2 separate regions of the Homo sapiens genome follow, and region 1 is linked to region 2. Evidence: chromatin contacts called from ENCODE Hi-C or POLR2A ChIA-PET data. All regions are on one chromosome and are shown on one strand. The core of a region is the stretch at or near the end of the contact, and the rest is flanking DNA. Distances in the headings are between cores, read along the strand shown. Region 1 holds the start of SMIM36 (small integral membrane protein 36). Region 2 overlaps SMIM36 (small integral membrane protein 36).

The links. Hi-C counts contacts between places; a loop is a spot of excess contacts on that map. ChIA-PET counts read pairs that join two places held with the same protein, here RNA polymerase II (POLR2A). Pooled maps may share reads with other maps.
Region 1: a map of GM12878 shows a loop between it and region 2 (2.0-fold over the local background). The contact joins the promoter of SMIM36 here to the enhancer-like site in region 2. A Hi-C loop is called at or near these places in 3 of 168 maps with a recorded cell type or tissue (GM12878, PC-3 and endothelial cell of hepatic sinusoid), 3 of 37 single-sample maps with no recorded cell type and 8 of 50 pooled maps. POLR2A ChIA-PET finds 5 or more read pairs at or near these places in 1 of 52 experiments (AG04450).

What each region holds. Positions count from the first base shown.
Region 1 is chr17:55,509,493-55,513,393 of GRCh38, forward strand. SMIM36 (small integral membrane protein 36) reads right to left here and starts at 1,960. Exons shown (of 5, transcript NM_001395421.2): 1 at 1,387-1,960. The coding sequence starts at 1,842. The coding sequence ends at 1,561.
Region 2 is chr17:55,464,631-55,468,420 of GRCh38, forward strand. SMIM36 (small integral membrane protein 36) reads right to left here. Exons shown (of 5, transcript NM_001395421.2): 4 at 2,515-2,698. Among named protein-coding and RNA genes, the nearest start is that of MMD, 45 kb to the left of the region's middle. Within about 2 kb of position 2,206, at least 2 of the 41 ENCODE cell types and tissues checked have a DNase peak (open chromatin) inside an H3K27ac peak, as active enhancers do.

The DNA of each region.
Region 1 (3,901 bases), core at 710-3,209, 45 kb after region 2:
TGTCTTCTGTGTGCCAGACACTCGTGTCTCTGTTGACTCCTGCATCCTATGCAGACTTCTAAAAGAGCATCTGCAAAGCTTTCTTATCTTTCATTGTCTAAGTCATGCCTGACCCTGCTTCCTTCTGTTGGGCGGCAAAGATCATATGGCAGGGTCATGACACTCATTTCTCTTTATTTCCACACAGGTCCTGATGGAAAGAAGAGGTTCAGTAAATCTCAAAGTAAATACATACGTTTCTCTGAGCTCAGGGAAGGGAGGGTTAATAAAAATACACACAATGGAGATAATAATTCAAAAATTTTGGAAATAGACTAATGAACAGGGGAAAAAACATACCATTCAACATCAACAAAGAGAGTGAAGGGAGAGCAGGCAGTGTTCTGGGGACAGATACACCAAGCTGTGGGGTCTCAGAATTCTTTCAATGAGTTTTCAATAACTTTGTATTGGATCAGGCCGGATTTGAGGATTGGAGATTAAATTTTTTATGAGGCATATGGAAGGAAATATTATCAGTGATCATCATCATAGCTAACCCTGTGTGTCAAGAACTGTCTCAAGTGCTTTTGGTGAATTAACTCATTTAAATAGCCCCAAAAGCTTAGTGGTCCAATCACTATCCCTGAGACACAGAGGTGGCTCAACTTAACCATGGCCACACAGCTAGCAAGTAGAAGAGGCAGGATTTGAACCCAGGCTCCAAGCTTTGTTGTTTTAGTTGTATGCATTCCTTATTCTGTCTTGGAGTTGGGAATAGAACGTGAAGAGCTGGTAGGTACAGAAATAATAATGTTCTGAAGTCTGAACAAGTTCAATGGGGTTGCCTTGACTGGGTGCAGCAGCTCACATCTATAATCCCAGCATTTTGTGAGACTGAGGCAGGAGGATTGCTTGAGGCCAGGAGTTCAATACCAGCCTGGGCAACATAGTGAAACCCCATCTCTACAAAAAAAAGACAGGCGTGGTGTCATGACCTTAGAGTCCTAGCTACATGGGAGGCTGAAGTGGGAAGGTTGCTTGAGCCCAGTTCAAGGCTGCAGTGAGCTATGATCACGCTGCTGCACTTAAGCATGGGCAACAGAGCAAGACTCTGTCTCTTAAAGAAAAGAAAAATAACAACAAAAAACTGGTTGCCTTGGAAAGAAAGAATTTGCAAAGAATAGACTAGACTGGAGTTAGTCTCATTCCTTATCACACACACGCACGTGCACGTGCACACACACACACACACAATATTGCATCCTTTCTCAAAAGTCATTCTCTCCTGTGAGTTGCAAGGACAGCAACATCAGAAATGTACCAGTAACCAACTTCATTATACTACAGCATTGCTGACAGTTTGCATTTGGAGAATTTGACTAAAGACCACTTTGGGCTTCTTACCTTAAACAGTTACTTTTGTCACAAAGAAGGTGACGAGAAAACAGCAAGTAAGACAGAGCTCTCACTTCCTTCATCAAGCGGGATACATGTGCTGAGAGAATTGGAGCCACGATAGGGAGCAGTTTGTCTCTATGGAAAGTCTAGTGGTCTCTCCCCAGTGTCCCTTAGCCAGCCTCATACCATGGTGCTTTTCTTTCCTAGTGGAGCAGGATCCCCCAAAGAAAGGCCAGGCCCCTTTGGCCAGTGGGGCCCAGCGACACTTGGGTGCATCACCACCAACCGGATGGAGGGCTGGGCCTCGAGAGTGGCCTCGGGCGCGTACTCCTTACTGGGATCCTTGCCTCGGCAGTCGTATAGCACGCAGGAGATGAGGAAGACCAGGAGCAAGATGACGTAGCTCGCAACTAGGATGATCAGGTTCAAGGTAACAGGGTCGATCTCCAAGTAGAATTCCATCACTTCTCCCACGGTGGAGAAGTGGGTCTAGAGAAAGGCAATTGGGGTCAGTTTGGGCATTGCAGAGAGCAGATCTTAGAGCATCGGAATAGCTACATTGGCTCTGGAGTAAAAATACATTAATCCCTACTGCTCCAGGAGACCTCGAGGATTAAAGCTGCTCGGTTTAATAACTTAAGCTTGCTGTTAATACCACAGCCACCAAAACACAGAAGCTGTCTGTCATCAGTTCGCCTACACAGAGAGAGAAAGAGAGAGAGAGAGATGGCTCATGAGTTACTGGATCATGGTATATAAGTAGAGCATTCACATAATTCAGCATCCACACAGGCAGTTTGGTGAGCAAAAGTAAGTGTTGTTAATAAGCACTCCATGATGACAGCTAAAAATTGGATTGTCCTGGACAATTGTGCTGTCTTTGTATAAGGGATGTTTAGTGCCATGTATGGAGTGATTTGGAAGATTAGGTCAGTAGGCTTTGGAAGTAAATGTGATTCTTCAACAAGAAGAAGATACTAGTGCCTGATATTTTCACCCTTTCTTCATTTGTTGCCATGTTTCTCATTAGTTAATTCAAAACTACTTTTTGAGTACTTACTTCCTGTGTTTCAGACACTACACTAAGCAAAGGGGATATGGCAGTGATAAGACAGAGAAGCAGGTAGTCTAGCAGGAAAGATAGCCTTTAAACAGATAATTGCACAATTCGCCATTTAAGAACAGTGGAAATCAGTTTATAAGGGACAAATAGAGGGTAAGAGGACAGCGTGTCCCAGTGTGGGTCAAAAAAGCTTCCATGCAGAAGCAACATTTAACCTATGACCTGAAGGATAAGTAGAATTTAGCTAAGTGAGAAGAGACAGGGAAGATTCTTCTAGCCACAAAGAACTGCATATGTGAAGACCCGAAGAGAAAGGAGCCTGGAAAATTGCAAGCACTGAAACAAGGGCAGTGTGACTGGAGCATAAAGAGAATGGGAGCACAAGGTGGGAGAGGTAGACAGGGGCCAGAAGGCACAGGCACTTGTGGGCCATACTCAGGACTTTAGATATGATCCTAGAGCAATGGGATGCCATTGAATGCTTTTGCACAGGGGAGTGACACTACTGAATTTGCATTTTAAAGAGATTCCCAAAGGCTGCCTCAAGGATGCAGAAAAACAAGCAAATTGAGAGGAAGATCAGATACTGATCGGATTACAGTTATTCCTTGATGTACAAATCACTGTCCTGCCTCAGTTGTAGCCTGGTCCCAATAGTCCCGCATAGGCTACTTCATGGGCATGTGCCCTGTGCAGCTGCACAACGTTCCATTCTCAGAAAGAGCTCACACTTGGTTTAATGCTCTGCTGTTGCCATCTTGAAATTCTTAACTTTTCAACTTTGCACTGGGACCCACAAATTACGTATCTGGTCTTGGTCTCATATATGTATTTTTGGCCAGCTAGGGCATCAGTAGCCTTTTCTCCAATAGCTAATAGGACTTTTTGGATACTCCTAGTTAAAAGCTGAAGTTCCCAAAGGTCTGCTGGTTTCTTAGTGTTAAGCTTCAATGGGCTAGTGTCTTCCTGTCAGCCTCCTTTATACTGAGCTTCCATGGGAACCTGAGCATTTGAAGATGTTGTAGTATGGGGTTCTTATGCATCTGGAGACGTTTTTCCAAATAATATCGTCCATGATTCTATGGTCCTGGACTAACTTATGGAATTATAATCCAGAAGATGCATGATTCTGAAACACCATAGATTTAGGGTCAGCCTTATTGGAATCTATTGGGTCTCTTTTGAATACAGATACCTGGATCAACCCTAGATCTACTGAGTTAGAATCTTTGGGACTAGAGTCTGGGGATCTGTATTAATAAAAATCTTCATGGATAATTTTGATCTGCAACCAGGATGGAGAATCATGGCTATAAAAGTAGAAAAAAAGGACGTGAAGAAAATGGGCCAATATGCGGTCACCAGGGCTTTGGTGATCTGTGAAGAGCTATTCCAGGGGGCATTCAACACAGAATTCAACACTGTCCAAGGTTTTAAGTCCGACAGATTCAGAGAATT
Region 2 (3,790 bases), core at 956-3,455:
GGTAGCTTTAAGCATCTGATCTGTTCTTCTGTTCAGGCTCTAGTTATAGGGATTACATAGTCACAAAGTAACAATTATCACAGAGTTGAAAAAGGATTGGGCCTCCCTAAGCTCTCTCCACCTGACAGTTACACAAATGCTATTGATAAAGATGGGAACCAGTTCCCTAATCTTTTCCACTCAATCTTTTCCTTCCCTTTTCTTTCATTCGCTCCTTTGAGAGCAGGTGTGCCTTGTCTTAACATTGTATCCATTCCAGTATCTTTAGTCCATAGTTCTTGGATTTGCAAACCATAGGCAATTGATAAAATGGAAATAATACCTGACTTTATAGCAGTTCACCTGAAAATAAATTGAAGCATTTTAATTGATATCAGTCGACTGTGTGATGGAGCTGCCGGGAAATACCAAGATCATCTCGGACTACATGAATAGAAGTGTACAGTGGGCAGCAAGAGAGCTCTGTGCTCTGTGTTGGGCAGACAAGTTCATAAACAATCTGCTCCATTCTGAGTACGACATTGAATGAGCAATATTAAAATTGGAGACTGTTCAAACAAAATGAACAAATTAGGGACAGCACAGTAAAGTGTAATAATATCATTTTGGAGTCAGACAGGCTTATTCAGACCCAAGTTCTGACACTTACTATGTCACCTTGGGGAAGTTATTTAACTTCTCACAGCCTCAGTTTACTTGTCTATGTAATGGAAATAATAATAGTATCTATTTCATGGATTATGCCAAGGACTATGATCATGATGAGCAATTATCATTTACATTTGGAGGAATTAGAGTGGTTTAGCCAGAAGATTTGAAGACTTAGGAGTTGGGGTGTGGTGTGTATGGGATATTATGTCTATCTTTAGATATTTGAACAATTGCTGTTGGAGGAGTTATTGTGCTTATGTTGGGTAGATGCATATGACAGAATTAGGTCAAATAGTGGGATATGCAGAGAAGATGACATTGCCTCAACACATGGCATAAATTTTTGACAATTAGCTTTGTTTAAAAATGGAATTAAGTTCTTTCATCAGGTGGTGATTTCCAGACCACAGTGAATGTTCAAGCAGAGACTGGTTTCTGTGTCTTAGAATGGTATAGAGGAGAGTTCTGCACTGGCCAAGTGAGTTTGGGCTATTAGGGGTTCCCAAACTTGGCTGTGCAGGAGAACCATCTAGCAGTAGAGCTCAGAGTCTCTAATAAGGTCCTTAGATGGTTTTGATGAAGCCAGTCTCTGCATAGGTGATTTAGATCCACTGGACTGCAGGATGGGTGCCCTTTCACCTATATTTTGTTATAATGGGATTCCAGTAGGGAAGTGCTTTGAGCCAGGAGACAGGAAGATAAGAAAGTGCTGGCAGGGCATGGTGGCTCACCACGCTTGTAATCTCAGCACTTTGGGAGGCCGAGGTGGGCGGATCACCTGAGGTTGGGAGTTTAAGACCAGCCTGACCAACATGGTAAAACCCTGTCTCTACTAAAAATGCAAAATTAGCCTGGCATGGTGGCGGGCACCTGTAATCCCAGCTACTAGGGAGGCTGAGGTAGGAGAATCGCTTGAACCTGGGAGGCAGAGGTTGCAGTGAGCTGAGATTGCACTACTGTACTCCAGCCTGGGCAACAAGATCAAGACTCCGTCTCAAAAAAAAAAAAAAAAAAAAAAAAAGAAAGTGCCACACATATTTTGGAGTCATTTGGTTAGAAGGGAGGCTTCAAGTTTGGGAGCGGCTGGAGTCTGGTTTGAATGAGAAGTTAGGGCCAGCGTATGGAGAAATTTAGATGCTACGTGTGGGAGTTTGCAGGTTACCAAGCAGGGGTCCATGATAAATGTAGGACAAAAGAAGTTACAAATAATCACATTCTGAAAAGTTGAGCTAAATGATGAATAAGGACAAGTCCAGACATCATATTCCTTTCCTCTTGGAGTTCTCAAGCACAGAACCTGTAGCTTGAGTTGTCATCTTCCATTTTCTTCATTTCGGAGCTCCTCTTCATCGCACCCTGAGTGGTGATGATCCACAACGTTCCTGTTCCTTTCCAGGCCGAGAGAGTGGGCAGGAGGAGGAGCTTTCATTGAAGTGATTCTCTCAGCTGTATAGGAAGCACCCCGGGTCTGCTCAACAGAAAAGCCACAGTTCATGGACTTGGTGGTATCGGAGGTGCCAAGGGCTGGAAGCCAAAGTTCAGTTTCCTCTTAAGCAGCAAGTTCTTTTGCGTAAGTCCAACCTGCTGACTTGCTCCGTGTAAGTGCTTTTGTTTTTATCTCAAGGCTATTCTTAAGTTAATTAGTTGCAATTACTAGCTCTGCTGCAGTGGAATGCATAGTAACAGAAGGGGGAAATGAGGCCATCAGGGAGATGCAGTTGAGTGTTCTGAGACAACATACAGAGGAACTGCAATTCGTTACACTCACCAATTAAGTCCGAAAAAAGAAAAAACAACAACAACAACAATAAAACCAAAACTTGCTCCAAATAGAAACACAAAGGATGAGGCAAATATACTTACACAGTGTTTGTTATAATGTCTGCCCACATCCAGAGGCCACGAAATGTCCCTAAGGATGGTTTCCCATGACAGTAAGCCACAGCAGGCAGAAAGAGCAGTGGGGCTTGTTAAGAGCTATAGATTCAAAAGCTTCTTTTTATTAGCTGTCAGTCTAATTTCTATTGGGGCCAGTCAGTTCCATCACCTATAGGATGAAAACAGAGACACCAACCTCAAAGCGTGTTGGAGCCTTATATAGGAAGCACTTTTGACCATATTTTTTTTTTTTTTGAGACAGAGTCTCGCTCTGTCACCCAGGCTCTAGTGCAGTGGCGTGATCTCGGCTCCCTGCCAGCTCCGCCTCCAAGGTTCATGCCATTCTCCTGCCTCAGCCTCCCAAGTAGCTGGGACTACAGGCGCCGGCCACCATGCCCAGCTAATTTTTTGTATTTTTAGTAGAGACGGGGTTTCACTGTGTTAGCCAGGATGGTCTCGATCTCCTGACCTCGTGATCCGCCTGCCACGGCCTCCCAAAGTGCAGGGATTGCAGGCGTGAGCCACCGCACTCGGCCAACCATATTTTTAGTTTGATAAATGCAGGTTGAGTTTGCGATTGTCTCTGCTGCAACCTGGCTTTCCTGCTGGGCCATGTCAGGCCTCTGAGCCCAAGCTAAGCCATCATATCCCCTGTGACCTGCAACTGAAGAACCACAAAAGAAGTGAAAATAGGCAGTTCCTGCCTTAACTGATGACATTCCACTGTTGTGATTTGTTCCCGCCCCACCCTAACTGATCAATTGACCTTGTGACACTCCTTCTCCTGGACAGTGAGTCTCGGGAGCTCCCCACTGAGCACCTTGTGACCCCCGCCCCTGCCCACAAGAGAAAAAGCCCCTTTGACTGTAATTTTTCACTACCTACCCAAATCCTACAAAACTGTCCCACTCCTATCTCCCTTTGCTGACTCCTTTTTTGGACTCAGTCCACCTGCACCCAGGTGATTAAAAAGCTTTATTGCTCACACAAAGCCTCTTCACACGGACACGTGTAACATTTGGTGCCAAAGACCTGGGACAGAAGGACTCCTTCGGGAGACCGGTCCCCTGTCTTCGCCCTCACTCCGTGAGGAGATCCACCTATGACCTCAGGTCCTCAGACCAGCCCAAGGAACATCTCACTGATTTCAAATCGGGTAAGCAGTCTCTTCATTCTCTTCTCCAGCCTCTCTTGCTACCCTTCAATCTCACTGTCCTTCCAATTCCAGTTCTTTTTTCCTCTCTAGTAGAGACAAAGGAGA